Linked DNA regions of Mus musculus: region 1 is linked to region 2. The links are chromatin loops, found by intact Hi-C in ENCODE. Cell type or tissue: left cerebral cortex. All regions are shown on one strand.

Region 1 (8,000 bases), 61 kb before region 2:
CCTCACCCATATTCTTCCAAGTAACCCCAATAAAACTCATGGCTTACCAAGTTGGACTTTGGTGGTATCTGTGCCTTGGTCTGTTGTGGGCTCCCTGTCTGGGTTGAGTAGATGTGTGTTGTATCTCTCCAGGAAATATTTTGTCCCACAACAGTGTGTGCTGATGCAGTGGTATCCATATGGCAGTCAGAGGACAACCTGTGTGGATCAGTCTTCTTCCCCTACTACAGGTCATCCATCAGGCCTGGTGGCAAGTACCCACCATCTGAGCCATCTCACTGGTATGCCATTTTCAAATTTGGAACGCAGCTATGAACTATGAAGCACCCCAGTGTTCCCCTTCTGTTCTCTATAGCTAGCCTCCCCATCTAGGGCTCCCCACCTGCACCTCAGATGCCTCTGCTGACATCCTAGAGACCTGCCATCCTCGTGCTGTTCCTAGAGACTTGCAGTCTGTGGGTCAGAAACAATGGACAGAAAATAGGGCAAGGGGCTGGTGAGATGGCTCAGTGGGTAAGAGCACCCGACTGCTCTTCCGAAGGTCCAGGGTTCAAATCCCAGCAACCACATGGTGGCTCACAACCATCTGTAACAAGATCTGACTCCCTCTTCTGGTGTGTCTGAGGACAGCTACAGTGTACTTACATATAATAATAAATAAATCTTTAAAAAAAAAAAAAAAAAGAAAATAGGGCAAGTGTGTGGGTGCCCAGGCTTGGGCTTAATGTGACTTCTGTGCAGGGCTAGTGCTCACCAGAGAGGACAGGCTGGTCCTTGGGAGCCTGAAGCACGCGGTGGGACAGAGGCTGTGAACTCCAGGGGATTCTGCTGGTGCTGTAGAGTACAAGATGGAATGGAAGGAAGGTCAGCTCCGAGGGAGTCTGCAGTCTGGCGCTTGGGCTTGGAGGTAGGATGGAGACTGACCCAAGGTTTAGAGCAGCTCAGCCCAGGGTGAGGTGAAGGTGCCGTTTCCCATCCTGTCTGGTATTAAGGCTCTCCCTCTGTACCACCTCTTCCCACGTGGGCCAGCATTTCTTCCCTTTTCACAGTCTCAGCCCTGTCCAGCACTCAGGGTGCTTCCTTAATGAAAGAAAATCAGATCTTTACTTCTGTTGCTCATTTAACAAATTTTTTTTTGTTTTTGTTTTTGTTTTTGGAGACAGGGCTTCTCTGTGTAGCCCTGGCTGTCCTGGAACTCACTTTGTAGACCAGGCTGGCCTCGAACTCAGAAATCTGCCTGCCTTTGCCTCCTGAGTGCTGGGATTAAAGGCGTGAGCCACCATGCCCCGCCTAATTTTTTTTTTTTTTTTAATTGGGCACCTACTATGTGCTGGGTCCTGGCCTAGACACAGAAAACAAAACAGACAAATCTTGGCATTTCTGCTGTAATGGAAGGAAAAGAAAGCAAACATACACCCTGCTAGGTGATAGGAACTGTCAGCTAGGGCGGCTTAGAGAGTGGAGAGGCAGTATGGTTTTCAAGAACTAAGTGGGATAAGAGTCCCAGCAATGAGGCCCTCCCCCAGGCAAGACAGTGCCCATCTCTGCAAGGGGCCATTACAGTTGCAGCCCATAAGATGGAGTTGAGAAGTAACGGAGGTGTGGCTAGGCCAGGCCGTGTGAGCCCAAGGCTTCAGCTTCCTCTCTGACCGGTGGGAGGAGTGGTGAGGTCTGGCTTATTTAACAAGCTCCCTGGCTGCAGGGAGAGGAGGCCTCAGAAAAATCAAGGCTGAAAGAGGAAGGCCTTGGGGGATGGGTGAGAGTGGGGCTAGAGAAGGGGGTTGTGCTCTTGGCTCTGTGTTGAAGGTGGAGGGGGGATGGGGGTTGGGCTTGGGTGAGAAGGAACCAGCAAGGACACTAGCTGCTCTAGTCCCCAGTCCCCTGACTGCCCCTGAGACCTCCTGACTCCTCTTCCGGTCAGAGACTGGATACAGCCACCCCAGGAGACTGCTCTTCCTGAACCACTGGCCTGCTTCCGCATTGAAATCTCTGCCCTGACCCTTGGAACCCTGGTGTGGGTCCCCTCCCCCTACTAGCTGGTCCCTGGTCTTCATGTTTTCCTATTAGAAGACAAGTTTGGGGAGTCAGTTCTCTTTTCTTCTGCGATCCTAGGGTTGAACTTAGGTCAACGGGAGCCATCTTGCTGGCCAGCCTTGACCTGCCTTTTGCTCCTTCTGTTTATCAGGTCCGGTTTATGCAGCGCTGGGAGAGCTGTGCACACTAGGGAACCAAGGGCTCTATCAACTCTTTTTAAACAGGGTCTCGCAGGTAGCCCAGGCTGGCCTCAAACTCATGGCAAGCCTCCTGCCTCAATCTCCCGAGGCTGGACACCATGTCAGACTTATAAGTAAAGTCATACACACTTGAGCGCCATGTCACTTTCCCGGCTACTCACTCCTTTGTTTGGGCTCTTATTTTTGTCTCTTCCTAGCATAAACCACAGGAGGGCAGAGGCACCCTCCTGACCACCTCAGCTTCTGTCCTTCCTCTCTACCTTGCAAGGTGGACACTGCCATTAGCTTACTTTCTAAGGACATGAAATGATTTCACCTACACCTGCCTGCCCAAGGTGTGAGGTTCTAGAAAGCACTGCCGGAGAGAGAAGGCTCAGCAGTTAGAAGCACTTACTGCTCTTTTAGAGACCTGGGTTTGGTTCCCTGCAGTCACCTGGTGGCTCACACCTCTAACTCCAGTCCCAGGGGACCCCCACACCCTATTCTGGTTTCCTTCCCGCATGTGGTGCACATACATGCGTGCAAACACTCATACACATACAACAAAAAGTAAATCTAAAAGTAAAAGCCCCCAGTTCCTCCAGCAGTATCCGCTTTTGCGCCTGTTCCCGCGTGCATCCCAAGTGGGGCGGTATGTCTCTGGGCCAGGTGGCTACAGTTGTGGTGAAAGAGCCCAAAGCTGGCTTCGGAGACCTTTGGCTTCCAGCCCTGAGGCCTCCTGACTGTGTGGGTCATGCTTCCACGTGCCTCAGTTTCCTCACCTGTCAGTACAGAGACTTGGCAGGTGACCCACCTGCTTGCCCGGCCTCTCCTGTCGCGGGCCCGGAGAGACCCGCCTGCCCGGCTCCCGGGCGCCCGCAGGAGGGCGCGGCTTGGCGGGGGGCGCGGGCGGCGCGGGGGGCGGAGACCGGCTCGGCTTCCGCTCCCTCCTCCCGCGTCGTCTTGGGCCGCGGCGCCCGAGGCGGGAGCAAGAGGCGCCGGGAGCCGCGAGGATCCACCGCCGCCGCGCGCGCCATGGAGCCCGAGTGAGCGCGCGGCGCTCCCGGCCGCCGGACGACATGGAAACGGCGCCGACCCGGGCCCCTCCGCCGCCGCCGCCGCCGCTGCTGCTGCTGGTGCTGTACTGCAGCTTGGTCCCCGCCGCGGGTAAGGTGGGCGCGGGGGACAATGGCCGGGGCCGCAAGCAGCCACTTTGCAAGTTGCGGACGAGTTGGAGCGCGCTCCGGGGGACCACGCGCCGGGGGACCTCGCGCGGGCCCTTTGTCTCTCCCGCCGGGGCCCCTCCCTGGGGACCGAGCCCGCCAGGTGCGGCGCGGGCGGGCCCTCACCTGCCCAAGGCTCGGGACGCCGGGCGCGCTCAGGAGTGCGCCCACGGGCATCGCGATGGCCCGGGACAGGCCTGGCCTATCGCGAACTACTGGGAAAACTTTTCGCGAGCCTGCTTGCGGCGGCCGGCCTACCGAGCCCTGGGAAGTGCCAGAAGTTGCTAGCTAGGAAGTTCGGAGAGCCCTGCGCGGGGCGGCCTGGCCCTGGGCTGCTGTCGCTTTGACCTGCGTGGGCTGTCAGCCTTCCAAACCGACTGACACCTGCCAGGTGTCCCCGTGACCCCAGTGACCCATCTGACCGCTCGGGCCCCCAAGCGGTGGCCAGGCACCCAGCCCCGCTGACCAGTGCCCAGCCCCGAGATCGGTTGCGTGGGTGCCTTGGTGTGGGGAGGTATGGTTCTGCCTCAGTTGGACCCACCTTTAGGGAAGTGGCCCGCTCGGGAACTTTCTAACTTTTTTTTGGTGTGTCCTGAGGGGTGGAGCTGAGGTCAGGAGGACTCTCGAGAAACGAAGCAGTTGGAAACGCTACACATGTTCTTTTAATTCGGAGATTGCCATGTGGTTTTTAAAGCAAGGCTCTTGCCACCTAAATCATTGTTTTCGGGTGTTTGTGTTTTGTTTTTCTGGAGTGTGGCTGTCCAAGGGTCCGGCAGATACTCTTGAACTCCCGGGTGGTGGTGATGGCAGTTTGGGGCGGGGTAGGGGACAACCTCAGGTCCCTTTGTCTGGGCCTTATTAAGGCGAACAGCTGTCCCCCTGTGTATTTCCAGGGTAGACACTTGAGGGAGGTGGCTGGGCCTGGCTCTGTGCTCAGATTCCCTGGGCTGCAGTCTCTTCCACCTATGTTTGGGGGGAGGGGTCGAGGGGAGCTGGCTTCATCCAGTCTTGGAGCTCTCAAGCTCAGCCAGAGGGCTCTTGGGGAGTCTCCCCCTAAATTTGTCTCCCTCGGGATCATGTTTACATTTTCAGGCCATCTCTGGTGTTAGCAAAACAAGGCGAAGACAAAACTGTGACAGGCTGTGGGAAGTCCAGGCCAGTTCTACTCTTCCCGGAAATGCCTGGGTCGTGACTGCAGAAGGGGTATGGGGCAGCTATTTGTTTTAAAGGTGGGGTTTGTAAGCCGACTTTCCTGTCCTAGGTAGGATTGACATTACTCTGGGATCCCCTAGCCTGTCATCTGGTATCCCAAATTGAACATCTTTATAGTTTGGTGGTGTGTGCGGCAAAAATAGAGTCGATTATTTTAACATTAGGAAGCCAGGCCCCAGGAGTACCAGCTGATGGGGTAGTCCAGGCCTAAAATGGAAGCAAAGAGAAGAATCTTCCTGAAGCTCTTATTTGAGTGTTTTTGGCTGTGCGACCCCCAAATGTCTGTCTGAGATTCTTGCTTTGGGAGTCTGGAGAGAAGGGAGTGAGTGGGCAGCTAATTATTTTTCCTGATTGCTTCCTGTTGCAAATTGAAGCTGTGAGCCCACAGAAAAGCCTTTGTTCTAGTGGTCCCTGAATTCCCCATTCTGGAAGCCCTAGGCTTTCCTTCTCACCGCCTAAAGCACTCACTTGTCCCTGGACCAGCCTAGCCTGTCTGGCCCCCTGGAGGAGGTTCCTGCAGTTGTGGGCTGTCTACCCCTGGGAGGGCCCAGCCAGCACATGTTGGGTTATATTGGGTTAAATGCTGAGCAGAGTCCCCTCTGTGCAAGAAATTACCCAGGCAACCTGTTTGTCCTAAGCTTCTCTGGGGAAAGCCACCTCCTGGCCCCAACATAGTTGGAACCCTTTTTATTTTGACTACACAGTGTCATTACTCAGGCATCTAGCAGAATTTGCACAGGGGTGTGGGGGTGGGGTACAGCCAGGTGAGGACTCTGTCACCTGCTTTGCAAGTGGGTGCCCCAGGGTTGGAGCAGGAGGTGATCATCTGACCAAGGTGTTTTGTTTTGTTTTTGAGGCATAGTTTCTCTGTGTAGCTCTAGTTGTCTTGGAACTCCCTTTGTAGACCAGGCTGGCCTCCAACACAAAGATCCACCTGCCTGTGCTTCCTGAGTGATGGATTAAAGGCATGGGCTACCACCACCCAGCTCTATAGGGTTTTCATGTCCAGTTGCTGTTTGTCTTTGGGAGGCTTACATAGCCTCTCTGTGCTGAGTCCTCTCTTCTCTTATATCGTTCGGTGGGAAGCATTTGGTACATGCAGCCCAGGTCTGGGGTAGTGGTGGCAGAGCTTTGAGGACAGTTGTGTGTCATGGCCTTTGATCTGGCCTGGGAATTCTGGAGCTGTTGTTACATGGTTTGGGTTTTTTTTTTTTCCTTTTTGTATGTTCATATGTGTGCATGCCTGTGCATGTAAAGGTCAGAGGTCAGCCTTCAGTGGTTTTCCTCAGGAGTCGTCATGTGCATATGGAAATTAAAGGTCAACCCGGGGAAGTGCTTCTCAAGAACCATCTACCTTGTTCTTTGAGACAAGGTCTCTCACTGGAACTTGGGTCTCACTGATTGATAAACCTCTGTGACTGGCTCTTTACCTGAGTACTGGGTGTGTGTCCCGCTTGATAGCACACACTTTCCCAGCTGAGCTGTCTTCTCAGGTCTGGGCTTTTCTTCTGTGTTGTGATCTTGGCTACCAAGTGGCTGATGGCTTTACCTCTGCAGCCACAGATGAGGATGGGGAAATAATGCCACATGGGCAGGGCCCTGGGGCCCACAGCCGAGTGCCAGCCTTGCCACTTAATGTGGGGAGGTAGGCAGATGACTCCATCTTGCTTCTCCCCTTAGCAACATGGTCATGAAAATCCTTTCTGCCACTAATTTAGTGACTTCTTAATGGAGTCATGGCTGCCATTATGTACCCGTTTTTCTGGTGACTGGTGCCAGGTTAGGCTTTCTAAGGACAGTGTGGCATACAGACAGTCTCTGTGCCTGGTGTCATGGGGATGGGCATGTTGGGGACAGGGGCTATGGGCGAAATGAATCCTGGGCACATAGACCAGAGAGGTTCCAGTCTACTGTGAGAGGTCAGCTTGTGCTGTGTGACCTAGAGGCTAGGAAGCCTCTGGGGAGATTGAACAAGGACGGGAGGACACGCAACCTGGAGTCAGTCAGGGAGTCTGAGGTGAACAGTGTGGAGCTGGGGTTATTATTATTATTACTTTTATTACTACTACTATTGGTTACTTTTTTAAAATTTGAGAACAGAGTTGACAGTAACTGTGTTCGGCTTGAAACTAGATGTGTAGACTAGGGTGACCTTGAACTACTCACAAAGATCTTCCTGCCTCTGCCTCTGCCTCTCGAGCACTGGGATTAAAGATGTGTGCCACCATACTTGGCTCTGGAACTGATTTTTTTTTTTAAAAGACTTGTTTGTATTTTAAGTTATGTGTGCACGTGTGTGAGTGCAGTTTACCACTGGGGTTCAGAAGAGGGCATCGATCCCCTGGAACTAGAAGTACAAGCCATTGTGAGGTGCCCAGGTACATGCTGGGACCACACTCAGGTCCTCCGCCAGAGCAGAAACTATGGGAGCAGCAGCTGGGTTCACTGTCATCTAAGATTCACGAGGTGGAGGCCGGAGGGGCCCCAGCTCAAGGTCAGCCCTCTCCCATCAACCAAGAAATAAAAATTAAAAATTGGGATTAAAGGTCCTGGAGAGATGGCTTAGTGGTTAAAAACACTTAACCTGGTCTTATTAGAGGACCAGGGTTCAGTTCCCAGCATGCACGTGGCAGCTCACAACCATTTGTAGCTTCAGTCCCAGGTGATCCATCACCCCATCACCCCTCTGTGGCACATAAATAGGTAAACTGTGCATACACATGAAATAAAAGCAAATCTTACAAATGTTGGGGTTGGAGCTTACACCTAGGAGTTAACAGCTCTCCCAAGCATGCCGGGCCCAGGCACTGGACTTATGTGGATTACAGTCATTATTATAAAACCTTTTCATTGTTCCAAAGCAAACCCCATTTTTATTGAACAGTGGTTTCCCATCTCTTTACTACAGTTTTTGTTTTGTGTCTGGGATCTGCCTGTTCTGGGCACTTTTGGAGGGTGGTAGGAGTGATGGTATCTTTCTGTGTTGCCTAGGCTGGCCTTGAACTCCTGGGCTCAAGTGATTCCCCCTGCCTCAGCCTCCTGGGTAGTTAGCATTAGCCAGCTTGTACCTGGCTGGATTTCATATGTATTCTGTCTGACATCTTTGTAGCATGTGGCAGTCCATCCCCCTTTTTATGGCTGAGTGATATCTGCTATGCAGATAGACCAGAGTTTATCTGTTTGTTCACTGGTTGACTTGTCCTGGTTGTCTGTGGCTTTCAGCAAATGAGCTGCAGGGGGGCTGGGGGGGGGGACGGGGACGGGGACGGGAACGGGACTGTGGCAGGAGGTTCAGAAGTGTGACAGGCAATGGGGACAAGCTGGACAGACTGTGCTGGCCTCCAGCCAGTCT
Region 2 (8,000 bases):
TGCTTCTGTTTCTAGAAGGCTCCCTGCCGCCCTCCTCCCGCTGTTCTGGACTCTAGCAAACAGGTCAGGGACAAGGGTGCCCCAGATGATCTACAGGGTCACTTTCAGAATTTTCCTACGGGGTGGGAGCTGAGCCTGCCGCCCCCTGGCAGCCCTGTGTTGTCCTGTGCTGTGGGGGTGCTCTGGTGTTCCTATTGAGCTGTAGGCTAACAGGCTAGGGTAGGTGTGTCCCTCAGAGTTGGGGCCTAGCAAGGGCAGAACAGACACTATCATGACCGTTTGCTTTTTCTCTAGCCTCATGTACTGGACAGACTGGGGGGAGAACCCCAAAATCGAATGCGCCAACCTAGATGGGAGAGATCGGCATGTCCTGGTGAACACCTCCCTTGGGTGGCCCAACGGACTGGCCCTGGACCTGCAGGAGGGCAAGCTGTACTGGGGGGATGCCAAAACTGATAAAATCGAGGTGAGTGAGGCCCCAGGCACAGATGTGCATGGAGGCATGCACACTTGTAAGAAGCCACCCTGGAAAGTGGCATCATGGAACCAGATTCTTTAGTGTTGCTCTGAAGCCCAGAGTTTCATGCAGAGGCCAGGCCTGGATGCCCTTCACCCCATCCCATGTTTGCTGTGGGTATCACTGAGTGGCTGTGCCCTGCTGTAATGGCCAAAGAGAGTCCTGGAGGAAATTGTGAGGGGTTGGGCCTATGACTTGTTTGGTAGAGTGCTTACCTAGCACCACACACGTGGGGTAGCACATGCCTATAATCTGAGCACTTAGGAGGTGGAGGTGGAGGCAGGAGGATTGGAGTCTGGGGTCCTTGACTGCAAAGTGAATCTGATCACCTAGGATATTAGGATATTGTCTCAGAAAACAAGAAACAAAAACCAAAACAACCAACAACCGCTCCCCCAAAACAAGCAAAAGGGGTATGATTACACACATGTCTTTAATTCTAGCACATGGAAAGAAGAGGCAGACAGACAGATCTTTTGTGAGATTAAGGCCAGCCTGGTCTAAATAGTAAGTTCCAGGCTAGCCAGAACACTGAGCCCGATCTTAAAAAGAAAAACAAAATGGTTTATGGGAATTGTTCAGTGGGGGAATGTGGCTGCTGGGAGTTCTATTCTTGGAACCCACATGCTGGAAGCAGGATCAACTCCTATGACTTTGTTTTAGCCTCTACACATGAGCTGTGCTGCACATGCATGTCTGTCTGTCTGTCTCTCCCATACATACATACATACATACATACACACACACACACACACAAAGAAAAAATTTTAAAAGTTTAAAAATCAAATTAAATATGCAATCTCTTAAAAAATGGTTTCTAATGTTTCATTCCCACAGACTGAGAGGCCTCGGGGAGGTCCGTGCTGGCTTTAAAGCAGGAGGCAGGAGGATTGGTATAAATTTGAGATCAGCTGAGTTACATGGTGAATCCTAGGTCTTTTTGGGCTACATAGTAGGACCCTGTCTCGGAACAAAACACCAGAAACTACCGGGTCCTCGGGTATCCTCCATGCCGCTTAGGAAGTAGATCTGTTGCAGCCATGGCTGTACGATGAGTGTGGCAGCCTTGTACCACAGCAGCTGGTGGTGGGGCTGACAGTCCAGGTTCCCTGAGCAGCGCCTTGTTCGTCAGTGCCTGTGTGTCTTCAGCAGAGCCCCTCGGGTACTTCTGATGGAACCTCAGTGCCTGGTGACCCTGTCAGCATCATGAGTACTTCTTTACTCTCCTTGGGGTGGACATCTTCCCGCTTTTTCTGATAACTTCTTGCTCCTTGTTTGTGGCTGCCACGATTTGTTGAGACCACCATTGAGGACACTCTTTATGGTTCTGGAGTGGCCTGATATGGGTGGCTTCCAAGAGAAGAGACTGCGTCTGAAACTGTTTTCCTGGGGAACAGGCGTCCTCAGTACTGGGGAGGTGAGCTGAGGGTCAGAATTGGCTGCTGTCCTTCTCTTGGGGACAGCGGGAGCTGCCTTGTTTATCATGGGCTTCCCTAGTGATAGTCTCTGTTTTGAAAAAAGGAAACCATCTTGTTGCTCATGAACTTGAAAATGCCTGTCTCCTGAACCAGTAAGCCGAAGCCAGTCTCTTCCTCCAGACAGCTAAGGAGGCTTTGGTACCCTAGCTGCCAGTGGGAGCCTGACAGGGATACCCGGCACCCAGAGATGCTGGACCATGTAGCTGTTGCTCTGTGCTCCCAGCAGAGTGGCCTTTAGTAGGTCCAGTCATAGCCACTGCCCATGCTTCTGGTCCCCAGCCTCTGGGGACACTCTTCACCTTTCTGTCTCTGTGACTGGTTTTCTGGGTATACTTCCTATAACTAGACTTCTCGATGCACCTTTTATGTCCGGCTTTGTTGGGAACATATTCAGGCTCTGTGCTGCCCCGTGCACACTTTCTCCTCTTCTGTAGCCAGTCACGTGACTGTATGGGACACGCCTTGCAGTGTCTCCTCAGTCCTTTGCTCTTGTCCATCTGTCAGGAATGAGATTCCTGTCTATTCATGCACACATTTTTTGTCTGAATACAGTTTCTTCCTTCCCTTGAGTGTATGTCTGGTAGAGGGATTGCAATTTAGGTGGCATTTAAAGTATGATTTACTTTACCAGGGACCAATAAACTCTTCACAGTGGATGCCGTAGTTCATGATCCTGTCAGAAGCCTTTGAGAGTCTGAATTCTCTGCTTGCTGTCGTCCCCCCCCCCCCCCCCCCGTGTAAGCCATAGGTTCACATTAGGTGTTTTCCTTCTCTCTGCACCAATCCAAGTAGAATCTCTAGTTGCTGAACTCTGCCCACCTGCCTCTCCTCTTGAGACCAGCCACTGTGACAGCCACCAAGCTGGCCATGCTTTCTGTCCCATGCAGTCTGCTCCCCATCCTAGAAAACCTATCTCTGGGATCTTCTCTTGGCCCCAGCATCTCTGGGTCTGGAGTTTCCTGAACTCTGCTTGGATCTGTGCCCTCCTTTGGGTCAGAATGGGATGTTCTCTGAATCCCCCCCCCCCCCCAGCCCAATCCTGCCTGGTTTGGGAATTCATGGAAGTGTGTGACCCCAGGGAAGGTGGCAGCTGCAGAATTGGTCCCATGGGAAACTTGAATGACAGCCCCTCCTTAGGCTCAAGGGTCTAGGGAAGACCAGAGACCACCTGAGCTAATTGTGCAGATGTGTAGCAACTAGTCATGATGCTAAAAAGAGGAGCTGGGGATGTAACTTCCTAGTGCTCGAGTATGGCCCTTAGCATGTACAACACACACAGCCACCATAGGACATTTCTGTAATTTCTATTCCCACATGTTAGAGCAGGTAAGAACTGCTTACTCTCATTTCTTCCGGGTCTAAGAGGACCTGTGATCCTTACTAAAGGATGACATGAGGTGTGGTCCCTTAGTCACACAGAGGCGTTCCCCCTGGGAAGCTCTGCCACTGTGCTAGCCCAGATCCAATCTTGTCCTCACCCTGGGTGTGGCTGGACCTGGCCGAGAAAGCTCTGGCCTCTTCTCATTTTGCTTCAGGGCAGCTCAGGAGTGGGAGCCAAGGCGTGGCCACCAGGTATCCGCCACCCGTTTTCCCCAGTTTCTCTGTGGGCTTCTTTCACTGTTCTAGAATGGATCCAAGTAAAGTGTGTTCCTACTGCAGCTCACTTTACCATGCTTGCAAAGTTTAGTTTGATCAATAGGACTAGGGATGTAGCTCGGGTGATAGGATGCCTGTCTGTCGTGCATGAGCTAAACATGGTGGTGCACACCTGTGATCCCAGTGTTAGCAGGCAGAGGCAGGAGGAGCAGAAATGGTGAACTGGAAGCCAGCTTGGGCTATATGAGATCCTATCTCAGGAAAGATAAGGAAGGAAGGAAGAAAAAAAAAAAAGAACACAACAGGGGCAAGGCAAGATGGCTCAGCAGGTGAAGTTGCTTGTGACCAAGCCTGTGATAATTATGTTCAGAGCCTTGGAACCCACATGATGGAAGGTGAGGGCTGATTCCTGATTCTCCTCTGACTTCCATACTCAAACTGTGGCACATGCACTCACTCACAGGGAGGTGGGGCAGAGGAGAGGGTGCAGGGATCTGACTGCTGGCCGGTTAACCCTGGAGCAGTGTCTTTCCTCGGGTGGGGCTTATTTTATCCCAGTCCCAGTTTGGCTTGTATTGTGGAATTAGTCACTAGGTAACCCAGAGCCCTGCTTGTCCATCTCCTCCCTCACCTGCTCTTCCTGAGTCTTTCTCCCCCAGGAGGGGGAGCTCCCTGTGCTAATGGGTTGTGCTGGGGTCAACCATTCCCCCAGACGGTTTACCCATAGCTGGTGGCCTGTGCACCACCTGTGTGTCTTGTAATGGGAACATAAGGATGAACTCTAGCAGGGAAGTGGTTGTCAGATGCACTAGGGAGGCAGAGGCAGGCAGATTTCTGAGTTCAAGGCCAGCCTCGTCTACAGAGTGAGTTCCAGCACAGTCAAGGTTACACAGAGAAACCCTGTCTTGAAAAACAAAACAAAAAACAAAACAAAAGAATGGACTCTGGGCTGTGTGAACTGAGGCTATTTGTTACTGCCCTCTGTTGGTCACTTAACACCATTGAGGCACCTAGCTCAGCCCTAGCTGCAGCCTCCAGCCAAGACCCTTCACACCTCCCGGAGCACCTGCCCCTACCTAGTTCTCAGCAGCTCTGATGGTCTCCAACTCTGAATGGCTATAGATTGGAGCCCAGCTTTGGTCTTTAGTTTGGTCTTTCCGATGCAGGAGACTGAGGCCCATGGGCTGCAAAGACTCATTCAAGGACATTCAATAAAAGATCATGGGATAGAGTGGGGGCGACCCCTGGCAGTAGGCGGCGGAACTACACTGTCTTACCTGCTGCTCTTCACCTCTTGCTGTGAACTGTAGCAGTACAGTATTCAGTGCTAGGCCTGCCTTGTAGTTTTTGCTGTCTGTTCTCCTGATGAGCAAGAAGTACAGCCTTGCTCAGGAGGCCAGCCAAGCTTTGTCTGTAATTACCTGGTGTGTTTCCTCATCCTTTTCTCTGTGCCTGGGATGTCACCATTGCCACTGCTGATCTTCGTGGGTCACCAGAGTCCCACTCATCCTGTGGCTTTAAAAAACAACAACAACAGGGGGCTGGAGAGGTGGTTTAGTGCTTAAGAGCACTGGCTGCTCTTCTATAGGGTCTGAGTTCAATTCCCAGCAAACACATGGTGGCATCTGATGCCCTCTTCTGGCACACAGGTGTACATGCAGATAGAGCACTCATACATAAAATAATTAAAAAAAAAAAAAAAAAAACTAACAACAACAAGAAGAACACCCCAACAAAAGGAGAGTCCTGGGGCTCATGATGGTCTTGACATCGTCATGTAGCTGGGAACGACCCTGACCTTCCTTCCACCTCCTGAGTGCTAGGATCATCTGCGTGCTCTACCAAGCCTAGCTTCTGGTGTGTGGGATCATGCCAGGTGTGCACTGTGCCAGCTGAGCCACACCCCAGCCTAAATGTTTGTTTTAATCGGCATAGTCTTTTCTAGAAGAAGACTTGGCTCTTCTGTGCCAGCATGGACAAGGAAGGAAAGGACCGCCGGTCCGTGGGGTTTGATTTATCACTAGAGGTGCCCAGAAGGGACAAACCTGCCCAGATTGTGGTTTGGCCTGGCCCTTTGAAACTGTGCTGTATGCCTACCCAGGGCCTAAGCAGACGTTGCTAATAGATCCCAGGAAGCCTTCCCATAGAGCTCGCCCTGTAAGTAGTCCAGGCCCCCACTCATGCCTCATCAGCAGTCAGGGAGAGAGGACTCTTGGCCTGTTCAGTGTGCACACCAGACTACAGAGGCTGTAGGACATGGGAAGTGTCACTTGTCTGGTAATAGCTGGCCTCTTGTGGCACTTGGTTAGGTGCTGATAAAGAGGAGCCTCTGGGGCAACTTGAGCCTGAGGCAGGCCCCAGGTTGGTTCTTGGTTGGTACAGCCCCTGCCTATCCAGACTCCCGTTTTTGCCCTCACACAGGTGATCAACATAGATGGGACAAAGCGGAAGACCCTGCTTGAGGACAAGCTCCCACATATTTTTGGGTTCACACTGCTGGGGGACTTCATCTACTGGACCGACTGGCAGAGACGCAGTATTGAAAGGGTCCACAAGGTCAAGGCCAGCCGGGATGTCATCATTGATCAACTCCCCGACCTGATGGGACTCAAAGCTGTGAATGTGGCCAAGGTTGTCGGTGAGTCTTGGAGCTCTGAGCCATGGCTCCACTTGGCCAGTTGGCCCCAGGAAAGGTGACAGGATCAGACGTGGGCTTGGTGTCCAGAAGGGTGTTTCACTCTAAGGATGGACAAGACAGGAAATGGTGACTGGATAGGTGAGAGTAGGGGTGGCCAGGAAGAGAGAAGGGAGTGGTCACGGATTAGCTGTGTTGGGAATAACTGTGGCTGATGTGTCACTTCTTGCTGAATGCCAGGCCTTGGTAAGAGCTTCAGTGCCTGAGGCCAGCTGTATGCTAATGCTAGTGTCCTCATGAACACTGGGGATGGAGGGACAAGGCCATTTGAGGAACAAGTGGAAACCTGGGACTCAGTGCATCTGCCTTGCTTTTGTCATCGAGCCTGGCTGTGATTCTCAAATACACACCTTTTACCTGACAGGCAGGATGGTAAAAGAGTGTACTTTCTGAGGACTCCAAACGTGGGTCTGTATGGTGGGGACCAAGGACCGTTTGACGAAGGATGGGCTCTGTTCCAGTCTGCCACTCCCATGCTTGGTGCCACACCTGGGCCATGCTTACACGTCTCAGGTAGCCTTTGTCTAGTAAATAAATGCAGGAATAGCCCTCAGTGGTTTGGGCCACTCTTATAGTCAGCAGGTAGGTGTGGTGTTTAGAGAGCTGCCTCAGCCTGGAGAGTGGCTCAGGAGCTCACAGTGCCTCCTGGTCTCCTGGAAGACCCAGGCTCTGTTCCCAACCCAACCAACTGTAACTTCAGCTCCAGAGGCATCCGATGTTCTCTTCTGACTTTCTTCAGCATTTGCACACATGTGACACACACACACATAATAATAAAACAAGAAAACAAAAGAAGACAAAAAAGGAACCAAATCTATGGGCTGGTGAGATGGCTCAGTGAGTGGAGGTGCTTGCCGCCAAGCCTGATACCCTGAGTTCAATGCTCAGGTCCCACATGGTGGCAGAAGGCACCAATACCTAAAAGTTGTCCTTTTACCTTCACATGTGTGCTATGGCATGTGCATTTATGTGTGTAAGCATGTCACACGTACACACATGTAGGCACACAAGCAGGCACACATGCAGGCACATGTACATCCACATATATCACGCATACACCCATACATATTGCATTCACATGGGGACACACAAGTACACATGTGTATACACTCATACCGCACACTCACATACACATGTGCATACACACAGGCACAAGCACATACGCTCATACATACCACACACAACCACACACAGTAAATGCGACCGAGCTGCCCGGCTTTAGCAGTAGGAGGCAGGTGGTTGAGCTTGTATCTGCAGGATCAGGCAGGGGGTGCCTGGCAGAAGAAGAGAGACAGCTGAACAAAGACCCATCAGGGAGGCAGCATGGGTGACCAGCTTGTATGTCCTGTCACTGTGGTAGGCCACATGGCAACCTGCAGGGCTGACAGGCTTCATTTCACCAGCCACCTGTGAAAATGCAGCTGGCACGTGCGGGCACCGAAGGCCAGGTCCACCTGCGTCTATTGGGAAGCAATCCTGCCCGGGCTGCCAAGTCAACTTGAGAAGCTGCCCCTTCACCCCGTTTGTTATCGATAAGGAGAAGAACACTCCTTTTGTAGTTTAAATTCTTAACATAAGTTGCTAAGGCTGTAGTTTGGAAGCAGAGTAAGATAACAGGCTGGCTCAGAAAAAAATGACTGATACCTTCTGAGTGCTCTAATCAAAGACAGATGTCATTGGCTGGCCATGGCACACCTGCATTTTATAGGTTGCT

Evidence for each region. Hi-C counts contacts between places; a loop is a spot of excess contacts. Peaks named below come from ENCODE experiments on the same cell type or tissue, not always from the same donor. Only the 100,000 strongest peaks of a DNase experiment are listed, where the experiment ranks them.
Region 1: a loop joins it to region 2, with 2.4 times the contacts of the local background. A loop is called at or near these places in 11 of 42 quality-filtered maps.

What each region holds. Positions count from the first base shown.
Region 1 is chr19:3,681,735-3,689,734 of GRCm38, reverse strand. Lrp5 (low density lipoprotein receptor-related protein 5) reads left to right here and starts at 3,171. Exons shown (of 23, transcript NM_008513.3): 1 at 3,171-3,380. The coding sequence starts at 3,293. Gm36672 (a long non-coding RNA gene) reads right to left here and starts at 3,185. Exons shown (of 4, transcript XR_388279.4): 1 at 2,996-3,185; 2 at 925-1,080; 3 at 755-834. It overlaps Gm36608 (predicted gene, 36608), which reads left to right. Exons shown (of 3, transcript NR_167751.1): 3 at 1-51. In left cerebral cortex, a CTCF peak has its summit at 3,055; DNase peaks (open chromatin) are centred at 1,762, 1,788 and 3,147; H3K4me3 peaks cover 1,806 bases; H3K27ac peaks cover 1,441 bases.
Region 2 is chr19:3,620,739-3,628,738 of GRCm38, reverse strand. It overlaps Lrp5 (low density lipoprotein receptor-related protein 5), which reads left to right. Exons shown (of 23, transcript NM_008513.3): 7 at 295-466; 8 at 6,013-6,229. Among named protein-coding and RNA genes, the nearest start is that of n-TAagc9, 48 kb to the right of the region's middle. In left cerebral cortex, a CTCF peak has its summit at 4,610 (motif pointing left); a DNase peak (open chromatin) is centred at 4,820.